3 separate regions of the Mus musculus genome follow, and all the other regions are linked to region 2. A link is a loop called in an ENCODE intact Hi-C map of the cell type or tissue named here. Cell type or tissue: left cerebral cortex. All regions are shown on one strand.

Region 1 (8,000 bases), 1.0 Mb before region 2:
CTGTCAAGTTAGCTGAGACTCTGTGTCCTAACACCAGTATTACAAAGAAAAAGTCAAAAAAGAAGAAAAGGAAGAAGCGAGGCCAAGTTGGGAAGATCCCTGTGCACTGCAAATTCTAAAATTTTTCAATTGTTATTATGCTTTAAAAACTAATGATCATCAAGCTGGAATAAAGAATAGCCCTCTGTGGACATAACAGGGCATCTGAGTGTTCTGGATTAGGCCAGCTGCGAAGGATGCTTCTTTCTACTATAATTAAGTCTGTGTACCTGTCTGAGCCTCAGATGAACTGGGAAGAGCTTATGGCATTAGGGGTCTGGTTAGACTCAGAGCAGATTTGCTGAGCAGCTAATGAAACTTAAGCTTCTTTCTCATTTGCTCAGACCTCTTGTAAGAAACCATCATTTCTCGTTCCAGCTAAACATTCATTTTCTGGTATTCAAAACCCAAATCCACTCCTTGTCAGCTGCCTTTACAAGAACCAAAGTCAAATTCTCTTCTGCCCATTTTACTTGAGAAAAAACCAAAACAAAACAAAACAAAAAAGCACTCTGGGTTTGGAATCTCATTTCAGACCCTTGTCTCAGAATTCTTTGATGTGACATACAGCAAATAAAATGTTCTGGAATGAAGACAACACCATTTAGAGTAACTCTTTTTACTATTTGTCCCTTCAACTCAAACAAATTGCCTTTCCCATAATAAAATGGCCTTTTAAGCCATTTTGTGTGGTTGAATGCAACCTGGGTCATTCTTTGGAGAGGGGTAAGTATGCCAAGATATTACAAATTGAAAAAAAATGACTTAGATTATAATGCCCCTCTGGAAACAGAAAAGAGACAGAGATGGTACCGAGATAAGTAAGGAAATGCCAGCTTATGGAGGTGAGTGGTAGAATGGCCGCTTGCAATAAAATCAGTGATCTCATAATTTGGTAAAGAGTTGACCAATGCTCATTTGGTCAAATTTGGCAGGATGAGGTTTCCATATAAGATTCCTCCATCTTTCCTACACATTCTGCTTTTAAAACAATGTTGTGCATGGAAGTGTTAATTTAATCGTATCCTTTAGTTTGTACAGTTAATGCACTCTAATAAAAATAAATAAAACTTTGCAAGAACGGAAGCTATCCTGCTGACATTCTTCTGTAGCAATCAAGGGAAATGGCCTGGATTCCTCTTTGGCACTGATGCAAGATCAAGGAATGACAAACATCCCTGAAGCAGGGGCAGAGGAGAGGAATGGGAATCACAAAATTAAAACAAAATGCAGGCACAAAAGCAAAAAGTTGTGGTGAAATTGTAAAAATTAGAAGAGAGCTTTAGATCACCCTGTCAGTAAAAGAAAAGCAGATTTCAGTTGGTTTTAAGGAATTACATGTGTATCAAAGCAAAGACTGGTCCTCACGTCTGGAATAAAGCTGTGAAAGAATCCTAGGACACCGGACAACCAGTGTTTGGCAAAGGTTGGGATAACCTTTCCCTAGAATACTGGGGACATCAGTGACCAATAGCAGGAGATATTTTGTAGTTCATCCACCAATGCCCCACACTCCTCAATCCCCACCCCACCCCCTCACACACACTGCTGTCTTGTGTTTGCGTTAATTTTCTTGGGAAAGAAAGATAGTAAGCTATGGAATGCAGAGACAGAGGGCCAATGAATGTAGACCATGCCAACAGCTGGGTGACTTCCGTTCAGGTACCAGTTCTAAAAGAATTCTAAGTGGCTCTGGGAAGCAATTCATTTTAAATTCTCAACCCACAAACATTCAGAACACTGCCTCTCGATGTTGGCCAGCCTCTTAGGAGTGGGCCCTTCATTTTCTTTTTTTCTACAGGACACCATTTTTGCTTGGTTTCATTTTGCTTTCTGTAGGTGGACTGTTAGCTCTCAATCATTAGTGGGTCCTTTTAACCGGACTTATGCCTTGCAACCTGCATTTAATGCCCCCACTTCCATCACTGTTCATAAAGTCTCCTTTCTTATCCCTAAAAAGTGTCCTTGTTACTGTTGGTATGATGATTGTCCACTCCTTTTTCATTCCCAGGTTTTTATCCTAATTAAGGCTTAAGTAGAAATACCTGTTCCCACCAATCTCTCTATCAATGAACTACACTTTGAGGACCATTTCTCTCCTATAACCTACCCAATTCTCTGTTTCCTTCTCACCAGCAGAAGTGGGGGTGGGGATAACAATGTGAGTAAGCATTGGAGAATACCCCAAAAGAAGCTGATGCAAGCCAGAAGGCACAATGCTGGTATTTCCCCCCACTGTAAGAGTAAACTTACAGGACTTGGTGATTAAACAACCATGTCCCATTCAGCTTCATAGTTAAGATAAAGTAGCTCCCATTGTTTGAGAGAGCTGGTTTTATATTACTGGGAATTTTCTTTTGTTTGTTTATATTGATAAGAAGAGGCAGGTGTTACATACTGGTAGTAAAAGATTACAAGTTTTGCAAATAGGGATCTAACTTTAATAGCATTATAAAAGAGCTTTTTTAAAGTGATATTGCACGTTTTAAAGTTTGGTTCTTTTTTCCAAAACAGTCTCTCTCTCTCTCTCTCTCTCTCTCTCTCTCTCTCTCTCTCTCTCTCTCTCTCTCTCTCTCTCTCTCTCTCTCTTTCTCTCTCTCTCTCTCTCCCTCTCCATCTCTCCCCCTTTCCTCCTCTTTCCCTCACCCCTCTCCCCTTCTCTCCCCCCTCTCCCTTCCTCCATATCCACCCCCTGTCTTGTCTTTTTCAAGATAGGGTTTCTCTTTGTATGTCTGGCAGTCCTGGAATTCACTCTATAGACCCAGGATGACTTTGAACTCAGAGACCTATCAACCTCTGTCTTCTGAGTGCTTGCCTCTTGAGTGCTAGGATTAGAGGTATGAATTGTGTTTCTTATGTAACTCCTGACCTAAGAAAAACTTCTAAGCAAATGTTAGCAAACTTAATTGGAGTTGTTCTAAGCAAAAGCAATGAAAATTGGCATCTATTCAGCTGACCTTTGAAAATATCATATCTTAGGGAAAGATATTTTTTTTCACCAGACAAAACTTCTAGGCACTGGAGTCACTTAGAATAATTACTTTTGAGGCTCGGATGGTGCTTTGCTCAAAGCTTGTGTCAGCTATCCAGAACCTCAAAATGAGTCAATTTTCTTTATTGAATACTCTAGCAGATATAATTTTGAGAAGGTTTTAACAAAGAGATTTGTACTACATTTAGGTGGGGACTAAAGCTATCGATGTAGGACCTCTTACAAGACAGAGAAGAGAGTAAATACACTCAGGAAAAAAAAAAGCATGTGAAACTGAGGATAGAGATCAATGTATTCACATAGACAGCACATCCAGGACTTTCTGTGGAAGTAGGACCATCCATGCACACAGATTTCAGCTTCTCACCCATGGAGCCGTGAGAGAAAACATTTCAAGCCATCAAACTGTGGTAACTTGTTGTGATCAATTTAGAAAATGAATCAATTTTCTTTATAGAATACTCTAGCAATACTTTTATATTTAAGGAAATTAAATAAAGCTGACTAAAGCATGGAGGACTTCATTGATGATTTGAGGTTAGCTAGGGGTGGTTCCAGATATACTGGCTCTTTGGGAGGTTCTTCTTGGTTTAGAAGGCATGTGTGACAAGTTTAAATGAGACAATATAATTGTGTCCCCAAGCTTTCCATACTATTTTCAAAACAAGTGCAAGACATCAGACTATGTAAAATGTTCTGTGCACAGACTTCTGAGAAAGTCAGGGCCACAAGTTACTATCTATATAATTTTTGAACAAGGTAACTTTGCCTAGTGAATCTGGCCCAGTGTATGCTTCTGTGTTTCAACACTTCTCCAAATTCGGCTGGCTAGATTCCTCCTGATCTGAATAGCAAACAAAAATGTCAAGCCTTGAATCCTAGTGATCACCAGAAACTCCCTAGGGATAGCCACATCATAAAGTAATCTCATTTTTTTCTGCCTTGTCTGACTTTTAATTGAACAGTTATATGATCGTGTTTTGCCTTCTCTGATAACATACAAACTACACTTCTGTTATAAATGGTTTAGTGGCTGACAACAGAATTTGTAACGGATATGTTTACTAGCCTAAGTCCACCTTCAAATGACACTGTACCATTTCAAAGCCAGTGTTGTGCCTGCCAACTTAAATATTGATAATTTCTCTTTTCCATCTCGAGATATTGCTGACACTTTTGCAGTAATGTGCTATAGCCTCCTAATATGTGTACTATTATTATGTTAAGTTGATCTTTTAGATTGGTCAAAAATAAGGAAAATACTTTATTTGAATCTCAGTTGATAACTCATAATTTCCATTATACCTGAAGAAATGTTTTTAAAATCACTTTCAAGGACAATCTCTTGTTCAGTGTGTGTGTGTGTGTGTGTGTGTGTGTGTGTGTGTGTGTGTGTGGGTGGGTGTGATATGTATCATTTATGCACATGCATGGAAGTTATAAGCCCTTCTGTACTTCTGAGTCTGCACAGAGGTCGGAGCAGGATATCTTTTGTCTTATTCTCTTTCTCCACCTTATCTCCTTGAGACAAAGTCTCTCACTGAACCTGGAGCTGAAAGGGGTTTTCACATACAGGCTGGCCTGAAAGCTCAGATCTCCCTGTCTCTGTGGTCACAGGCATGATGCTACCATGCCCAGCTTTTACCTGACTGTTAGAACCAACCCCAGGTCCTCATACTTCTCCTGCTTGCAGAGCAAGCACTCTTACTGAGCCATCTCGCAGTCCCGTGCACATTTGTTTTAAGAAGTGTTTACCTCTCATCTTTAAAGTGTTGGGGTGTTGTTGTTGTTTTGTTTGGGAGGGTTGTTGTTCTTGTTTTGTTTGTTTTTGTGGTTTGTTTGTTTCCTTGTTATAGGTAGGTAACTTTCTTCTTTCAGAACTTAAGTATTTTTTTCTGACTCTCTTCCTTATATGGTTCCTAATGAGGTCTATTTTAATATCATCTTCCTATATGGGCAAGGTGTTTTCTCTTGCTTTCACTCAAGATTTCTCCTTGTCTTTGAGGTCTTGCAGGTGGAATTCCATACTTGCCTAGTTGTAAACACTTTGGTAGTTGCCGTGCTTGGTGTTCTCTGAGGTTAGTGAATTATGTAGTTTACAAGGAACCTTGGGAAATTCCATTTTATTTCTTCAAATTTCCATTTTGATTTTTCTTCTCCTACTGGTCTTCCAATTATACATATGTTACACCTTTTGAAATTGGCCCACAGTTCTCAAATGTACATCTTTCTTTCTCTCTCTTTTTGCTTTTGGGTTTTTTTCTTTTTGCATCTCCTTGTAGAAATGTTAGTCTATTTCATGATTCATGCTAACTGCTGCTTTTTCTAGTCACATACAGTCTATTCAATGAGACCAATAAGCATTCAGTTTTCCACCTCTGCTACCTATCCTAAAACCAGTAACCTGGAAACTATAATATATACACAGAGGACCTGATGCAGACTTGTGCAGTCCTGGTGAATGCTGCCCCAATCTCTGTGAATACTGCCCTAGTCTCTGAGTTCATATGAAATTTGCATATGCCGATTTAGAGGGCTTCCTTTCCTTGGTTTCCTCCATTTCCCCTGGCTCTAACACTCTTTCCACCTCCTCTCCTGTAGGGTTCTGTTCAGGATACTTTAGTGGTCTGGGTATTTTATGCTTCCATGTAAATTGTAAGTTTTTTGTCTTTTAGTTTCTATTTCACTGAAGAATGTCATGGGATCTCAATCAATCTATAAATTACTATTGATAGAACGTCATTTTCACAATATTAAATATACCACTGCTTGAGAATTGGGGGATTTTCCATATTCTAACATCTTCCTCGGTTTCTTTCATTGGAGATTTAAAGCTTTCACTGTATGAATCTCTACTTGGATATATTTATTCCTAAATGTTTTATTTAATTTTTTTGAGTCATTTGGGAATGGGATTCTTTCCATGATTTCTTTCTTATTGTGTTTGATACTAGTATATAGACAGGCTGGAGTTAGGAATGAAAAAATTCTAGAGATGGGGATAGTAGAACACAGGTGCTATAAATGGGGAAAAGAAAAACAGGGACAGGAGATTTGCCTGGGGAGGAGGGTGGAAGGGTAAAAGGAAGAGAGAGGAAATGAGGATGATATAGCATTATGAATGTTTGAAGAGCCATAAGAAAACCTACTATTTTCTAGCCTTTCTTAAATACACTTAATATACATACTTTTCTTTTTAATATAATATTTTATCCTTTAAGAATTTTATACAAGGTATTTTGAGCATATTTACTTACAACAAACTCTTCTCAAATACATTCTCATATCTTTACCACCATGTTCAACTAAACATTTTCTTACAAAGACATTTATTTATGTATTTAGTATATTGTATGTACCCTCATGACTTTATGTCCAATACATCAGTTCACGAACCTACAGACGTCAGAGGGCATCGTATCTCCTAGAACTGTAGTTACAGGCACGTGTAAGCTTCCTGATGTGTACTGGGATATGAACTTGAGTCCCCTATAAAACTACCACCGTTTTGTATGATTTAAGTAAATAAGTAGAGGAAACACTACACCCTATGAGGCTAGAGCCAGCAAGAAGGAACTTGATCAACACAAATACAAGTTCTGTAAGTTTTCACTTACATGTGGAATTAAAAAAAAATGGATAGAAACAGAGGAGTGGTTATCAGAGCCTGGGAAACAGAGTCTTGGTAAAATGTTGGTCAATAATAATAATAATTCTTCAGTTAGAAGAAACAGTTGAAAATATTTGAGAGGGTGGACACTTCAATGAGCTCATTTAATTCATATTATACGTATCTATCATATCCTCATTTTGTGTCCTATAAGTATATACAATTGTACCACACCAACATCCAATAAAAATGAAACTGAGTGATGGATACTCCCTATATTATCAGAATTAACCAAGGATTTAAGATGAAATACACAAAATGAAATATCTCCATTGCAAAGACTTTATAGAAAGAAGTGCCAGTTAAGAGGTAATTACAGAACCACATAGAAATATTTAGTACAGTCTAGGGGAGCCAAGAAAAGTTCTTGTGGCATGTAGTACTCCAACTGAGAAGTATATGGAAGGAGGGAATGGATCAGAAGGGCATGTGCAGTGGGTCACTGTTCCATGACAAAGGGCTAACTTGAATGGAATCCCAGAAGGATATGGCAATGTTTGGAAAACAAAGTAGCCTGTGTAGTGTCTTAAGGAGAAGTTAGCAGACTGTCTGACGTGTACAGGATGATGAGCAGGGGGAAGGGTCAGCATGAATATAGAAGGCCAATGCCTCACAGTGTGCAGAGTCCAGTTTATTAAGACATATTAGTCATGTCAATAAGTGTGAACTTTATCCTACTTGACTGTGAGGAAAGACACTGGAAGCTTTCAACTGTGGAAATGACACAACACAGTGACATTTTGTAAATATCACTCTGGTAACAGTTGGAAGAAGAAGCTTAACCCCTGACACGAAGTGACTAGTTATTGAGCTGTCCCCGTAATCCAAGTAAGAGATGATGGAGCGATAAGAAAGAAGAAAAGAGAACGGAGAAAGAAACGTTTAGGAAGTGGAATTGCTAGGTATCAGGATTGTGGATAGTGACTGAGAGGACTAAGTAACATTTGGTGACAAACTTGCATCAGCAATCCTTCCCTGATTTAATCAAAATAGCTCGGGGTGACAGTATTTGGGAACTGAAATACAGCAGCAGCAATGAGGAAGACCTTCCTTAAATGAGAACAAGAGCTGTGGCATTCTTAAGCCTTGCATAGAGATCTGGATAGCATCCCAATGTGGGGAGCAACCAGAAGAGTACAGAATACGCACCTGCAGTGGGTTCTTTGCACCAAAGAAGGTTCTACACACACAAATAAAAGTTTAATTGAGGATGGAAGTGGAACATAATAAAGGGACAGTCCTCAGTTAGCTTCTGCTACAGTGGGTATGGATATTCTGGGGAGACCTGATGTTCTACAA
Region 2 (8,000 bases):
GCAAGAGAGGAGGGGTGGACCAGAGGAGAGGGGAGAAAGTGAGAGGATGGGAGAGGGGAGTGAGAGGGGGAGGGGGAGGGGGAGAGGGAGGGGAGGGGGAGAGAGAAGTTCTGTTTTGGAAAAAAAAAAACTTGCCGGGTGGTGGTGGCACACGCCTTTAATCCCAGCACTTGGGAGGCAGAAACAGGCAGATTTATGAGTTCGAGGCCAACCTGGTCTACAAAGTGAGTTCCAGGACAACCAGGAGAAACCCTGTCTCGAAAAACCAACCAACCAAACAAACAAACAAACAAAAAAACAAGAACAAAAACAAAATATTAAAAACGTGCAATATTAGAAGAATTTAATAAAAAAGCTCTTTTCTAATGCTATCAAAGTTAAGATCCCCATTTGCAAAGCTTGTAATCTTTTACTACCAGTATGTAACACTGCCTCTTCTTATCAATATAAACAAACAAAAGAAAATTCCCAATAATATGAAACCAGCTCTCTCAAACAATGGGAGCCACTTTATCTTAACTATGAAGCTGAATGGGACATGGTTGTTTAATCAGCAATTCCTGTAAGTTTGCTCTTACAGTGGGGGAAAATACCAGCATTGTGCCTTCTGGCTTTTATCAACTTCATTTTGGGTATTCTCCAATGCTTACTCACATTGTCATCCCCACCCCCACTTCTGCTGGCGAGAAGGAAACAGAGAATTGGGTAGGTTATAGGAGAGAAATGGTCCTCAAAGTGTAGTGCATTGATAGAGAGATTGGTGGAAACAGGTATTTCTACTTAAGCTTAATTAGGATAAAAACCTGGGAATGAAAAAGGAGAGGACAAACATCATACCAAGAGTAATAAGGCCACTTTTTAGGGATAAGAAAGGAGACTTTATGAACAGTGATGGAAATGGGGGCATTAAATGCAAGTAGTAAGGCATAAGTCCTGTTAAAAGGACCCACTAATGACTGAGAGCTAACAGTCCACCTACAGAAAGCAAAATGAAACCAAGCAAAAATGGTGTCCTGTAGAAAAAAGAAAATGAAGGGCCCATTCCTAAGAGGCTGGTCAACATCGAGAGGCAGTGTTCTGAATGTTTGTGGGTTGAGAATTTAAAATGAATTGCTTCCCATAGCCACTTAGAATTCTTTTAGAACTGGTACCTGAACGGAAGACACCCAGCTGTTGGCATGGTCTAAATTCATTGGCCCTCTGTCTCTGCATTCCGTGTGTTACTACCTTTCTTTCCCAAGAAGATTAACTCAAACACAAGCTCTCTCTCTCTCTCTCTCTCTCTCTCTCTCTCTCTCTCTCTCTCTCTCTCTCTCTCTCTCTCTGTGTGTGTGTATTAAGGGTGTGGGGTGTGGGGGGTTGAGTGGTGTGGGGTGTTGGTGGATGGACTACAAAACATCTGCTATTGGTCACTGATGTGTCCTCCAGTACTCTAGGAAAGGTTATCCCAACCTTTGCCAAGTACGAACCTGGTTGTCCAGTGTCCTAGGATTCTTTCACAGCTTTATTCCAGATGTCAGGACCAGTCTTTGCTTTGATACACATGTAATTCCTAAAAACTGAAATCTACTATTCTTTGACTGACAGGATGATCTAAAGCTCTCTTCTAATTTTTACAAATTCACCACAACTTTTTGCTTTTATGCCCGCGTTTTGTCTTAATTTTGTGATTCCCCTTCCTCTCCTCTGCCCCTGCTTCCTGGTTATTTGTTGTTCCTTGATGTTGCATCAGTGCAGAAGAGGAACCCAGCCCACTTCCCTTGATTGCTACAGGAGAATGTCAGCAGGATAGCTTCCGTTCTTGCAAAGTTTTCTTATTTATTTTTATTAAAGTGCATTAACTGTATAAACTAAAGGGTACCATTAAATTAGCATTTCCATGCACATCCTTGTTTTAAAAAGCAGAATGTGTAGGAAGGATAGAGGAATCTTATATGGAAGCCTCATCATGAAAATTTTGACCAAATGAGCATTGGGATTTTATTGCAAGCGCCCATTGGACCACACACCTCCACAGGCTGGTATTTCTGTACTTATCTTGGTGCCATCTCTGTCTCTTCTCTGTATCCAGAGGGGCATTATAATCTAAGTCATTTTTTTCATGCATAGCAATTTGAAATATCATGGCATACTTACCCTTCTCCAAAGAATGACCCAGGTTGCATTCAACCACACAAAATGGCTTAAAAGGCCATTTTATTATGGGAAAGGCAATTTGTTTGAGCGTGAAGGGACAAATAGTAAAAAGAGTTACTCTAAATGGTGTTGTCTTCATTCCAGAACATTTTATTTGCTGTATGTCACATCAAAGAATTCTGAGACAAGGGTCTGAAATGAGATTCCAAACCCAGAGTGTTTTTTTTTTTCCTCAAGTAAAATGGGCAGAAGAGAATTTGACTTTGGTTCTTGTAAAGGCAGCTGACAAGGAATGGATTTGGGTTTTGAATACCAGAAAATGAATGTTTAGCTGGAACAAGAAATGATGGTTTCTTACAAGAGGTCTGAGCAAATGAGAAAGAAGCTTACGTTTCATTAGCTGCTCAGCAAATCTGCTCTGAGTCTAACCAGACCCCTAATGCCATAAGCTCTTCCCAGTTCATCTGAGGCTCAGACAGGTACACAGACTTAATTATAGTAGAAAGAAGCATCCTTTGCAGCAGGCCTAACCCAGAGCACTCAGATGCCCTGTTATGTCCACAGAGGGCTATTCTTTATTCCAGCTTGATGATCATTAGTTTTTAAAGCATAATAACAATTGAAAAATTGTAGCAGTTGCAGTGTGTCTGTTAGCACAGGGATCTTCCCAACTTGGCCTCTCTTCTTTCTTTTTTTCTTTTTTGATTTTTTCTTCGTAATGCCGATGTTAGGACACAGAGTCTCTGTTAACTTGACAGGTGCTCCATCACATTTAATAAATGCTATCTTAAAAGTATCATTTTATTAAAGACAAAAGAAATATAACATGTTTATAAACACTAGGCTCTGGGCTGAGAATTTTCGTGCATTATGCATTAGTTTTCATGGTAACTCTTGGATACACACACTATGCTTATCCTTGATTTTAAAGATGAGATTATTGAGAGTGAACTGGTTTTTATTTTCCCAACAGCATAACATTCTCAAGCATGGTAATCTAATATAACTTATCCAATGCTCACAGTTAATTAAACGTATCTGCCATCATGAATGTTTTCAGCTAAGTTTCAGTGCCTAGAAAAGTGCTTCCCACTTAGAATGGAAATAGAAAATGTACACTTCTCAAGTCAGAATTTCTGCCAGAGGCTCAGATCTTGATTCTGGTCGTGAGACATATCTGATGAATTTGAGCTAAGGGGCATTCTGTGGGGAAAAAACTGGTCAATAGATCCTTGTCGAATATCAGTGTGGTGAGATAAACGTAAAGACTGAAGAAACGTTCCAGATGAAGAAAAACGCACAAGAGCCATGGCAATGGCATGCAAAACAAGAGATGGGGGCTTTATTTTGCATTTCATTCAATAACAATAGAATAATTGGTGAAGTGTAAAAACAAATTTGCATTGTATTAGGCCATTTCAACAACACTAATTTCCTCATTTTGGTTATTATGGCATGATTATATGTATTTCTCAACTCTTTATCCACTATTGTTTCTCCAAGGAGATAAGTTAAATTAATCAAATGATATTTAGATGAAATTAATTTCTCTGTATATGAGAAGTTAAGTACTAAAGTGAGATTTTATTGGGTAGTATTGAACTTTAGAGGGCTACAGTCATTGCAATAACTGAGTTTTCATTTGTGTAACCTATTTCTGTCCCCTTAGGAATGACTCCAATTGAAATGCATAGTATAAGAGACTAGGCCTGCTTTTTAAGAAGTGCATACTGAAATATTCAGGAGTATAGATCTACCTCATCTTCGCTTTTCTCTAGTAGCTTAAACATGGACAGAAATATGTAGAGCATAGGACAGATGATTAGAGAGAAGAGAACAGAAAGAGAAGCATCTAAAACAAGTGTGGTCAAGTTGTAACATTCATGGATTTTATGTGAAAATCATATAATGTAAAAAGACAAATGTATACAATGAAAAAAAGAATAAAATATATAAATGACTAATTGATTTTCAACCAGCATTCTGCCTGCCACATGTGATCTCTCCATGCCCTGACTCCCAGAGGCCAACTCTGTGATTTTGGGCTTCTTGCCTTCAGAACTACAAGTTGAATAAACTTCTATTCTTACAGATTACTCAGTCTGCAATTACCAATTATATCAATGGAAAGCAGACTTAGACAGTCCTATTAAAATGAACTCCGAATGCATCAAAGGCCCAAATGTAAGCTAAAACTGCACGACTCTTAAAATTGGACACAGGAAAAAATTTCAGCACTCTATATTTGGCAGTGATTTTCAGGATGTGCACCAAATGTGCAGGCAATGAAAGAGAAAAGAGATACATTGGGCTTTACCAAGATTAAAAACTCTCAAACATCATATGAGATAAAAAATCCTATGACATTGGGATGCACATGTGTGTCCACATATATGTATGCATATATCCATAAGCATTAATATTTGACATTGAATTAAACACCTACAATACACAAAAAGCCTCCTGCAACTAAAACTAACTCTGTCTCTCTTTGTCTCTGTCTCTGTCTCTGTCTCTGTCTCTGTCTCTGTCTCTCTCTCTCTCACATACACACACATGCACATATACATAAGCATAAATAAAAAAATAAAAAAGCGAATCCAAATATCCATTAATGGGCAAAAGACTGGATAGACATGTGGTAAATATAGGAGTTACCTGGGGGAGGTACCCTCTCAGAGGGGAGGGGAGATGGGAAAGGAACTCTGAGAAGGGAGGCAGCATTTGGGATTTAAATACATAAATATGTTTTAAAGAAAAGAAAAATCAGAAATGTGGTATATAGATTTAGTGGAATAGAGGCAATCCTTAAAAAGAAAAGAAAGCTGATATATATTAAAATGTATATCTAAGGTCAAAACCACTTAAAATCATATGCTAAGTGAAACCAGTCACCCAAAAAGCACATAATTTAGGGTGCATTTATATGAAATCTGAGAATAGAAAAATAGACACGGAAAAAAGATAAAGTAGTCAAATGATTGTCAGTGAATGGGTAAAAATAAGAAAGAGAGAGCTAGCATTTAGTAGGTACACTGTTTCCGTTTGATGAAGAAATTGTCATGGAAATGGGCATGATGCTTACACAACATTGTGAATAGACTTCACACCACTGATGGAAACTTCAACTGAAAACTAAACTTCATATGAGATATATTCACCACAGCAAAAAATTACAGCATACGAGGAGATTTTTTTTGGTACTATTCCCATAACTTTCTTAGATATTTTAAAGTGACACCACAAAAAAAGTTGCAAAAAAGTTCACTAGTGTCTGATGAAATTTCCAGTATAGGTGATGAAGTCTCCTTTGAGGAGAGTGATGGTTCTCTGAGATTAATCCAAATTGCCCCAGCAAAAGCTTGTCTCCATCATATTGCCTATAAAATGCCCCATTCCTACCCCAAGGTGATCCTGGCCTTCTTCTGAACTGAAGTTCTTTTTGGACCCAGTCCTCTCGAACAACTAGATCTCTGGGACTTAGTGTTGACTCCTGCTGGTGCACAGGGACAAAAGCAAGAATATGTTAGATAGGCTTGACAATGGCTATGCCAAGCATGCAGACCAAGTCCTTCAATGTTACATGGATATAAAAGGAAGTTATTGCTCTGTTCCAATGTTATACAAGAGGCTGTAGTCATGAGTAAGGCTGCTGTATAAGATTGCTCTAGAATCAGAACACATAAATAATACCCATAGAAGAGAGATAAGGTGAAGAAATTATTCTGTCAACTTTATATTGACCATATGTTAATGTCCTAGATGTTATATGCTGGAGTTTACATAGGATTTACACTTGTGTGTTCTCCTATTTACATATGATAGAGAAATTGACAATATCTTATCATACTTGTTTGAGTGTATCAGCTCAATTCCAGGAACATAACAATGGTTGGTTTATTGAGTTTAATGAACAAAGTGTGCAGAATCCCATGTGTCCTCTATTTTTCTCACACCTGGTATCTGTGCCATTCATCGTCTTATTATAAAATACTACCTGGATGGTGGAATGTGGCTAATTATAAATAAATTTGGAGCTGATTATGTTAGACAGTGAGTAGATTCCTTCCACACTCTATTGCTCTTTTTTTAGAGGGGCAGGAATAAGAAGTAAAACATCAGGTGATGGATCTCCTCCTTCAATGTGTCATGGCTGCCCCAATTCTAGTTCATCTTCTAGCAAGAAAAGAAGGTAACATCAATATTTAATCCAATGGTGAGGCTCAACTCTAATAAACCTATTCTTTAGGCAAAGTCAGGGGTCAGTCACTACACATTCATCTGTTTTCCTTTGGTTTTAAGGAAAAATAAAACCTTCTTTGGGCCAAATATGAACACAATACACATTTCCCTATAATTTACAAGACCAAAGTGTTATCTTCTAAATGAAGGATTTTCAGATTTTTTTTTAAACAAAATGTTGCTGTGTAGCCAATGGCAGCCACATTCTTGATCTTTCTGATTCCAGGAGGACAATATGCTAGGACTGCAGGTTTATTGAATCATGCTTGATTTCCCTAAACTGAGCTAACCATAGAAAGAATTTGTTTGAGATAAATTTTTCCTACTTTTCCCATGTTTGTGTGTGTGTGCATGCATGCATGCGTGTGTGTGTGTGTGAAATATGCTACATGTATGTTCTTCTGTGGGCGTACAGGTCTATATGAGTACATGTGGAAACCAGAAATCAACCTGTTCTCTCTGCAAACTTTCAACATACAATATAGAATTTATAAAAGTCCCCCCTTAGTCCATGTAGTCATTGTATTGATAGTGCTCCTCTTCTATACATCAGGTCTGCAGTCTTAGTAGCTTATGTGGTGCAATTTTGCACACCTTGTTCAGAGCTTTTCCCTTTCCGGTCTCCCTTTGATAACCACTCTCTGTTTCTATATTTTATTTTTAAAAAGTGTCCATATGTGAGATCATGTAGTATGTTTATATGTAAACATTTTATTTAACAAGAGTCCTACAGGATGGTGAGATGACTCAGCAAACATAGTCACTTACCTCCAAACCTGACAGTCTGACTTCAGCTCCCTGCACCAACTTTGTGAAGGGAGAGAACAATTCTCTGGCAAATTGTCCTTTGACTTCCACATATATGTTGTGACACTCAGGTACACACACACACACACACACACACACACACACAGACACACACATGAAAATTATTGTGAATAGAGATAGATTTATTTTGCGTCAAACAGTATACATCGAAGGGTCTTTGCTTCTCTACCAACAGACAGTTTTCATGTTGACTATTGCAAATGATGATGTAGAACTTGAGATACCTCTTTGAGATATTGATTCTACTTCCTTTCGGTATACAGCCCAAAAGAGTCAGGTGGACCATGTGGTTGTTCTTTGAGAAACCTCTGATACAACAGAAAGCTTGTCCTACCCATATAAAAACTGGAATTGTCCTATTTGCTTAGTTTGGACTCTTATTGTCCATGTTGCCATCACCAAAATGGCATTGACAGAGTTGATATGAAAGAGCATTCTCTTATGTTGAATTTTAAATTGTAGGTGTTCTTTACATTGAAATATTTAATTGGTGTTGAGTTGATTTTTGTGCATGGTAAATAATTATGTCCAATTTTACTCTTCTACATATTCATATCCAGCTACCAACATTATTCATGATAAGATTTTTAAGGCTATTCTCAACATTAAAGATGCTTCAAGGCCTTTTTCTATCGTAATATGATTTTTAGAACATTTCAACTATTTTTCTATGCTGCCAACTGTTTCTGTTCAGGTTTGTGGTTTAGTTTGAAATCACATTTGATGAAAATGCTTTGATGAAAATGCTGTTATTTGAGAAATCTACCTTAACGGAGGAAACAGATCACTTCTGA
Region 3 (8,000 bases), 1.0 Mb before region 2:
AGCTGGAAACAACCTAGGTGTCCCACAACGGAAGAGTAGATATGAAAATGTGGTTCATTTACACAATGGAATAGTACTCAGTTATTAAGAACGAGGACATCCTGAGTTTTGCAGGTAAATGGATGCAACTTGGGTGAGAGACTCTTAGGACTCAAAGGGAGGGACCTTAAATGAAATGGCCGACAGTAGGGAGAGGGAACTTATAGAACCCATTTCCAGCAGGAAGACAGGACATCAAATGTATGTGTGTGTGTGTGTGGGGGCAGCCCACAGTCAGAACTCTGACTGGTAATTGTTCCTGTCTGAAAAAATTATATGGATGGAAATAGAGAGGAGGCTGAGGGAAAGAAGGTACAGCAACAGGCCCAAAGTTGAATCCAGCTCAAGGGGAGGACACAAGGCCTGACACTATTATTGAGACTATGGAGCACTCACAAAAAAGGACTTAGCATGATGGCATTCCGAAAGACCCAACAAGTAGCTGAAAGAATCAGATGTAGATATTTGTACCGAACCAATGGACCGAAGCAGCTGACCTCTTGTTGCTGAATTAGGGAAGGCTGAAAGAAGCCGAGGAGAAGGGCAACCCCGTAGAAAGACCAGCAGTCTTAATTAATCTGGACCTCTGAGATCTTTCAAACACTGGACCACCAAGCAGGCAGCATATACCAGCTAACATGAGGCCCCCAACACACATACAGTAGAGCATTACTGGGTCTGTGTTCATTCAGAGATGATGCACCTAACCCTCAAGAGACTGGGGGTCCCAGGGAGTTTATAGGTCAGGTGGGGTGGGGGGTGAGGGCATCCACGTGGAGAAAGGGGGTGGGGAGGAGGTATGGGTGGAATAGTTGTAGGGTGGACGCGCGCGCGCGTGCATGTGTGTGTGTGTGTGTGTGTGTGTGTGTGTGTGTGTGTGTGTGTGTGTACGCGCGCGGGGATAACATATGGATGTTAATTAATTAATTAATTAAACAAGTCTTTGCTTAAACATACCATATTTATAGGGTGAATATTTTCCATCAAGAACATAAAACCAAAGAGAAACTTTCGTTTAATAGCAAATCAATTAAGACAAATGTGTCTAGGCAAATGTTGGTATTCTGTCTAAACTCCACTCCCACAATTCCTGGCAGCAGCCAGGTAAGCTCCTCCCCACAGTTACCTGGCAACAGCCAGGTATGCTTGGCCCAGTATAAAAGGGGCTGCTTGCCCTCTCCTCTCTCTCTTACCCTCTTACACTCTTTCCTCTCTTTTGCCTCTTGCCCCCTTTTGCCCCATCTCTCTCCACTCCCTTGCCCCCTCTCTCTATGTGGTCATGGCCAGCCTCCACTTATCTACTCTCTCCTTTTCTCTGCCTCTCTCTGCTTCTACTACTCTCTTAACTCTCCTCCCCATGCCCTAAATAAAGTCTATTCTATACCATATCTGTGTGTGTCTGGTCCCTCAGGGAGAAAGGATGCCTTGGCATGGGCCCACTGAGTCATCCCTTCCCCCACACCCCACCAGAACACATTCTTATAGCTCTTTCTCTTTTTATGATCACAACATTGGTGCATCATGACTCGGATCCAGAAACTCTTCAGGTTTGCATCCCATGTCAGTCACAATCATGCTCGCTAGCCCAGATCTAGTAAGCCCTGATTCCCACTGGTCAGAGTGACCATCAGCATGGTCTCAGAGAAGAATTCATGAGCGCAGAGCTACCCTTGTGCTTTCCCTTGGGTGAGATTTCCCTCTCTTCTTTCTAGCGGCCAAGAATTCCAGGCCAGGTCTGGAAGCCCCCCAAGTGTCTCGCCCTTGGGTCAGTCTGCTATAGCTTAGAGTTTCTTCTTTCCCCTCTCTCATCTGCCACCTGCTGCTCCAGCTGGCTTGCCTGTAAAGCAAGTTTGGCTCCACTCCTGCCATGGACGCTGCTTACTGCCCTGCCTCTCTGCTCCTTGGCTCTACTCTCACTGTGGTAGAGGTGGGTCTGGCTCCAAAAAGCTGCTTTCCCACCTCTTTCTCTCTGCTTCTCTGCTGGATGCTTGGGTGCGGTGGGACACAAGGATGCTGCTAAGATACTTTGGGCCCTTACTTTCCCCGCCCACCACGGACTCTCTGCGACTTCCAGCTGCAAATAGAAAGCCCCGCCCCAACAGAGTCACAGACCCCTGTGGATGAACTGCCTTGGCTCTGACTGTGGCTGTGACTGGCCCCAGGGTGCCACAGGCACACTGGCCACTGCCCAAACTTGGTGCTGCCTTGTGGGCTATGCAGTCAAAAAGGCCCAAGTGCTTACCTATCCGTGTGCTCAGTTTATAGTTTAAGTCACAGGCTTAAACCTGCCTGGACAAACTCTTTTTCTGTCACCACTATTTTATACCACTGATGCCAGCTCTCTTATTCTGGTTCTAGCCATATGCATCTTTGCTAAAGTTAGCTAAGGATTTCATTTCTATCCTGTCTCAATATGATTTTTACTACGGTCATTAAATTCTATTCTCCTATAACCAATCTATATAGTGCTCAATCTTGTCAGAAGTTTGTTAACGGTTAAGTTTATGACTGACAGAATTCCCGAAAGCCTCTAAGGTTTCTCCCATAAAGTCTCAGAAGATGTGGACACAGCTACAGGATGCCGCCTGGATGGTGATATGATAATCAGTGAAATACGCAGTGAGCAAAACTGGGTACTCTGAGTCAAATGACTTAACTAAGCCAAGGTAAACCATTTCTCATGTTCACATGTATCCGTTCCACAGAGAAAAAGCCCTGCATCTTCTATGCTTCAAAGCTAGACTGACAGTCCAAGTTGCCATGGAGACCATGGAGAGCACAGAGAACTGTTGGTTAGTGGACTCTGTCATTTTTTAAATAATATATAACTGGTATATAACTGCTAGATTTTTGTTTATTTCCCCGACTTCTGACTACATTGACAGCTAAGACAGTAGCTAGAAAATAAGCTTTACAGGTGTAATCTGTTTTCTCCTTACCTAAACCCCGTTTCCATTAATTAAATCTTCATCCTCTTCTTGCTATGCCACTGTCCTAATATTATCTGAATTATTATAAATTTGCCTAACTCTGATGAAACATTCCACTATATGATTCAACATTTTAATCTTCTGCTCCACAACAGGCTCATCTTAAAGACTACTCGTGTTGCTAACTCATGTTATCTTTTTTATAAATTTATAAGCTGTAGGAAGCCTATTCAGATCTACTTCTTATGGACCGAATAGATTCCATCCAGATAAGTACATCTGTCCAAAGTTCCCACTTGTTACCAATTCCAAACGGTGGGATTCCTCTGAGTTTCAAATGTACATCTTAAAATTTTTTTCTTTCTCCCAAACATACTTAATCTTATTCTCTACCTTTAATAATGTGTTCCAACATCTCAAGTCCAGGTGCTTGCTACATCTAGGACAGCTCCAGAGAAGCAACTTCCAGAGGCTCCAATCTTCTCTCACAGACACACGCTCCTACTGGACCTGTTGCTTCTGACTTATCCTCAGATGGCTCCACAGACCCTGGACAGCAAGGACAGCAAACTCTAAGACTGTACAAACATCCCCCATCCTTCTAGGTTCCCCAGAGACACCATCACCAGATATCACAATGACCTTATTCCTACTTCATCACCTTTTTCTAATTTTTTTTTATTAAATGAAAACAGGGGAATGTTGGTATTCACTCCACTCCCACAGTTCCTAGCAGCAGCCAGGTATGCTCCTCCCACCCCCACCCCTCCCCAGTCACCTGACAACAGCCAGGTAGGCTTGGCTTAGTATAAAAGGGGCTGCATGGCCCCTCCTTTCTCTCTTACCCTTTTACACTCTTGCCTTTCTCTTGCCTCTTGCCCCCTTCCGCCCCCTCTCTCTCCATCCCCTTACCCCCTCTCTCTATGTGGTCATGACTGGACTCCTCTTTCTACTCCCTCCTTTCTGTCTCTTTCTGCTTCTACTACTCTCTTAACTCCCCTTCCCATGCCCTAAATAAAGTCTATTCTATACTATACCTGTGTGTGTCTGGTCCCTCAGGGGGAAGAGATGCCTTGGCATCGGCCTGCTGAGGTGCCCCATTCCCCCACATCCAGCCAGAACATATTCTTATAGCCCTTTCTCTTTTTATGATCACAACAGCAAATACTTATGATTTAATTTATAATTTGTTAACTTTATCATTTGTAAATTTAAACGTTTTGTAATTGTTATAGTTACTTTTAAAGGTAATCTTCATGTCACTTTTCTAATTTCCTCATTAACTTATTTAAGTTCAATATGAGTGTTTCTTTGATCCATAGTTTAATTAGTGATTAATTTCACGTGTACATAGTGTGAAAACTATATATGACTAAGAACAAAAAGAATATGATGTTCAATATCACCACTCATTTAGCAATGCTAGTACCCACAAGTGCCTGTCATGGATAGCCCTGTTCAGACAGTGTGCAATTAAAGAGCTTTTCTAAGTTCAAGTCTTAACAAGGTCAAGAATCAGCGAGTGTTACCTTTGGTTCCACTTGAAGCACATGGCTAAACCATGGACAATGTCAGGCTTCTATTGAGCGATCAGTCTTTCACATTCCCACATTGTCCCAAGATCCGGAAATTCAGCATCAGAGATATGGTGACGGTGAACCTGCTGCCCACTCCTTGGTCTGACATTGCTATCCTGTCTCCATCTACATGGACGTGAACAGACAGGGCAGAGCACAGACACTGAAGCTCGGGGCTGTTCATTTTACTAGAATTTCATTTTTTAAATTTAGTTTCTGTGAGCTGCTTAGTGTAGATAGATGGTAAATGAACCTCTCTGCTTAGGATGACTGTAGCTGCTGAGAATCCTCTCACTCTCTGTTCATTAGCAGGGGTAACATAGAACGATTCTGAGTAGTCAGGTATGAAAAGAGAAGGAGGAGACGTAAACTATATTGGTGCTTATGAAGGAAGAATTAGAGTCTGCATGGAAAGAGGAAGTAGAAAATGGAGGAAATGCCTTTGAACATTAGAGATCATTAAGACCAGAGAAAAGAAGCTGTTTTAGCTGTTGGGTGAGAATACCATTGCTTTTTATTAAGAGATTGCAGTGGTGTGAGGCCTATGTGCTGGAGGGAAAGACTCTTCAAAGCAAACAGCCTCCACTAGGCTCTTTCTAACTGTGTGACCTTCAGGGTCTCACACACTCCTGTGAGCCTCAGTTGTTTGTAAAATAGAAATGGAATAACTAGTTACAGACTTGTTATAAATATTGCATGACATTTACTGCAATGTTACATCATTCAAATGCTAAAAAATATTAGAAGTTAAAATAAAAATGTTCAAATAAAAAAAAAAAAACAAAAACATTCTACCTCCAGCTCAGAAGTGATCTATTTCCTCCCTTAATGTAGATTTCTCAAATAACAGCATTTTCATCAAATGTGATTTCAAACTAAATCACAAACCTGAACAGAAACAATTGGCAGCATAGAAAAATAGTTGAAATGTCTAAAAATTATATTTATTTATATTTATTATATTTATGATAGGAAAAGGCCGTGAAGCATCTTAAAATCTTATCATGTCTGTAGCTGGGTATGAATATGTAGAAGAATGAAATTGGACATAATCATTTACCATACACAAAAATAAACTCAACACCAAATAAAGATTTCAATGTATAGACCAATAATATTAAATACCTACAATTAAAAAATCAAAATAAGAGAAATCTCTTTTGTATCAACTCTGTCAATGCCATTTTGGCAATGGCAACATGGACAATAAGAGCCCAAACTAAGCAAATGGTACAACTCCTGTTTTTATATGGGTAGGACAAGCTTTCCATTGTATTGGAGGTGTTTCAAAGAACAATCACATGGTCCACCTGACTCTTTTGGGCTGTATACCCAAAGGAAGTAAAATCAACATCTCAAAGAGGTATCTCAAGTTCTACATCATCATTCACAATAGTCAACATGAAAACTGTCTGTTGACAAAGAAGTGAAGACCCTGCGATGTATACTGCTTGACCCAAAATAAATCTATCTCTATTCACAATAATATGGATACATTTATTTTAAAGCATTATTATTGTGTGTGTGTGTGTGCATGCGTGTGTTTACTTGAGTGTCACAACATATATGTGGAAGTCAAAGGACAATTTGCCAGAGAATTGTTTTCTCCTTCCACAGAGTTGGTGCAAGGGGCTGAAGTCAGACTGTCAGGTTTGGAGGTAAGTGACTATGTTTGCTGAGCCATCCCACCATCCTGTAGGACTCTTGTTAAATAAAATATTTACATATAAACATACTACATGATCTCACATATGGATACTTTTTAAAAAATAAAATATAGAAACAGAGAGTGGTTATCAAAGGGAGACCGGAAAGGGAAAAGCTCTGAACAAGGTGTGCAAAATTGCACCACATAAGCTACTAAGACTGCAGGCCTGATGTATAGAAGAGGAGCACTATCAATACAATGACTACATGGACTAAGGGGGGAATTTTATAAATTCTATATTGTATGTTGAAAGTTTGCAGAGAGAACAGGTTGATTTCTGGTTTTCACATGTACCCATATAGACCTGTAGGCCCACAGAAGAGCATATATATTGCATATTATCACACACACACACACACACACACACACACACACACACACACACACACACACACACACACAATCACAGGGTAAAAGTAGGAAAAATTTGTCTCAAACAAATTCTTTCTATGGTTAGCTCAGTTTAGGGAAATCAAGCATGATTCAACAAACCTGCAGTCCTAGCACGTTGTCCTCCTGGAATCAGAAAGATCAAGAATGTGGCTGCCATTGGCTACACAGTAACATTTTGTTTCAAAAAAAAATCTGAAAATCCTTCATTTAGAAGACAACACTTTGGTTTTGTAAATTATAGGGAAAAGTGTATTGTGTTCATATTTGGCCCAAAGAAGGTTTTATTTTTCCTTAAAACCAAAGGAAAACTGATGAATGTGTAGTGACTGACCCCTGACTTTGACTAAAGAATAGGTTTATTAGAGTTGAGCCTCACCATTGGATTAAATATTGATGTTACCTTCTTTTCTTGCTAGGAGATGAACAAGAATTGGGGCAGCCATGACACATTGAAGAAGGAGATCCATCAACTGACATTTTACTTCTTATTCCTGCCCCTCTAAAAAAAGAGCAATAGCATCTGGAAGGAATCTACTCACTGTCTAACATAATCAGCTCCAAATTTATTTATAATTAGCCACATTCCACCATCCAGGTAGTATTTTATAATAAGAAGATGAATGGCACAGATACCAGGTGTGAGAGAAACAGAGGACAGATGGGATTCTGCACGCTTTGTTCATTAAACTCAATAAACCAACCATTGTTATGTTCCTGCAATTGAGCTGATACACTCAAACAAATATGATAAGATGTTACCTTAAAATACCCTCAATTTCTCTATCATGTGTAAATAGGAGAACACACAAGTGTAAATCCTATGTAAACTCCAGCATATAACATAATAGGACATTAACATATGGTCAATATAAAGTTGACAGGATAATTTCTTCACCTTATCTCTCTTCTATGGGTATTATTTATGTGTTCTGGTTCTAGAGAAATTTTATACAACAGCCTTCATCATGGCTACAGCCTCTTGTACAGTACTGGAACAGAGCAATAAACTCCTTTTATATTCGCATAACATTGAAGGACTTGGTCTGCATGCTTGGCATAGCCATTGTCAAGCCTATCTAACATATTTTTTTGCTTCAGTCCCTGTGCACCAGCAGGAGTCAACACTTAGTCCCAAAGAACTAGTAGTTCAAGAGGACTGGGTCATCAAAAGAACTTCAGTTGAGAAGAAGGCCAGGATCACCTTGCGTTAGGAATGGGGCATTTTATAGGCAATATGATGGAGACAAGCTTTTGCTGGGGCAATTTGGATTAATCTCAGAGACCCATCACTCTCCTCAAAGGAGACTTCATCACCTATACTGGAAATTTCATCAGACACTAGTGAACTTTCTT

What was found. A loop is a pair of places that touch in the nucleus more often than their neighbours do. Peaks named below come from ENCODE experiments on the same cell type or tissue, not always from the same donor. Only the 100,000 strongest peaks of a DNase experiment are listed, where the experiment ranks them.
Region 1: it touches region 2 in a loop (9-fold over the local background); 15 of 42 quality-filtered maps call a loop at or near these places.
Region 3: it touches region 2 in a loop (8-fold over the local background); 13 of 42 quality-filtered maps call a loop at or near these places.

What each region holds. Positions count from the first base shown.
Region 1 is chr1:174,297,733-174,305,732 of GRCm38, reverse strand. No RefSeq gene overlaps it. Among named protein-coding and RNA genes, the nearest start is that of Mptx1, 29 kb to the left of the region's middle. In left cerebral cortex, no CTCF peak of the experiment used is centred here; no DNase peak of the experiment used is centred here.
Region 2 is chr1:173,290,451-173,298,450 of GRCm38, reverse strand. No RefSeq gene overlaps it. Among named protein-coding and RNA genes, the nearest start is that of Mptx2, 17 kb to the right of the region's middle. In left cerebral cortex, no CTCF peak of the experiment used is centred here; a DNase peak (open chromatin) is centred at 4,395.
Region 3 is chr1:174,314,464-174,322,463 of GRCm38, reverse strand. No RefSeq gene overlaps it. Among named protein-coding and RNA genes, the nearest start is that of Mptx1, 12 kb to the left of the region's middle. In left cerebral cortex, no CTCF peak of the experiment used is centred here; no DNase peak of the experiment used is centred here.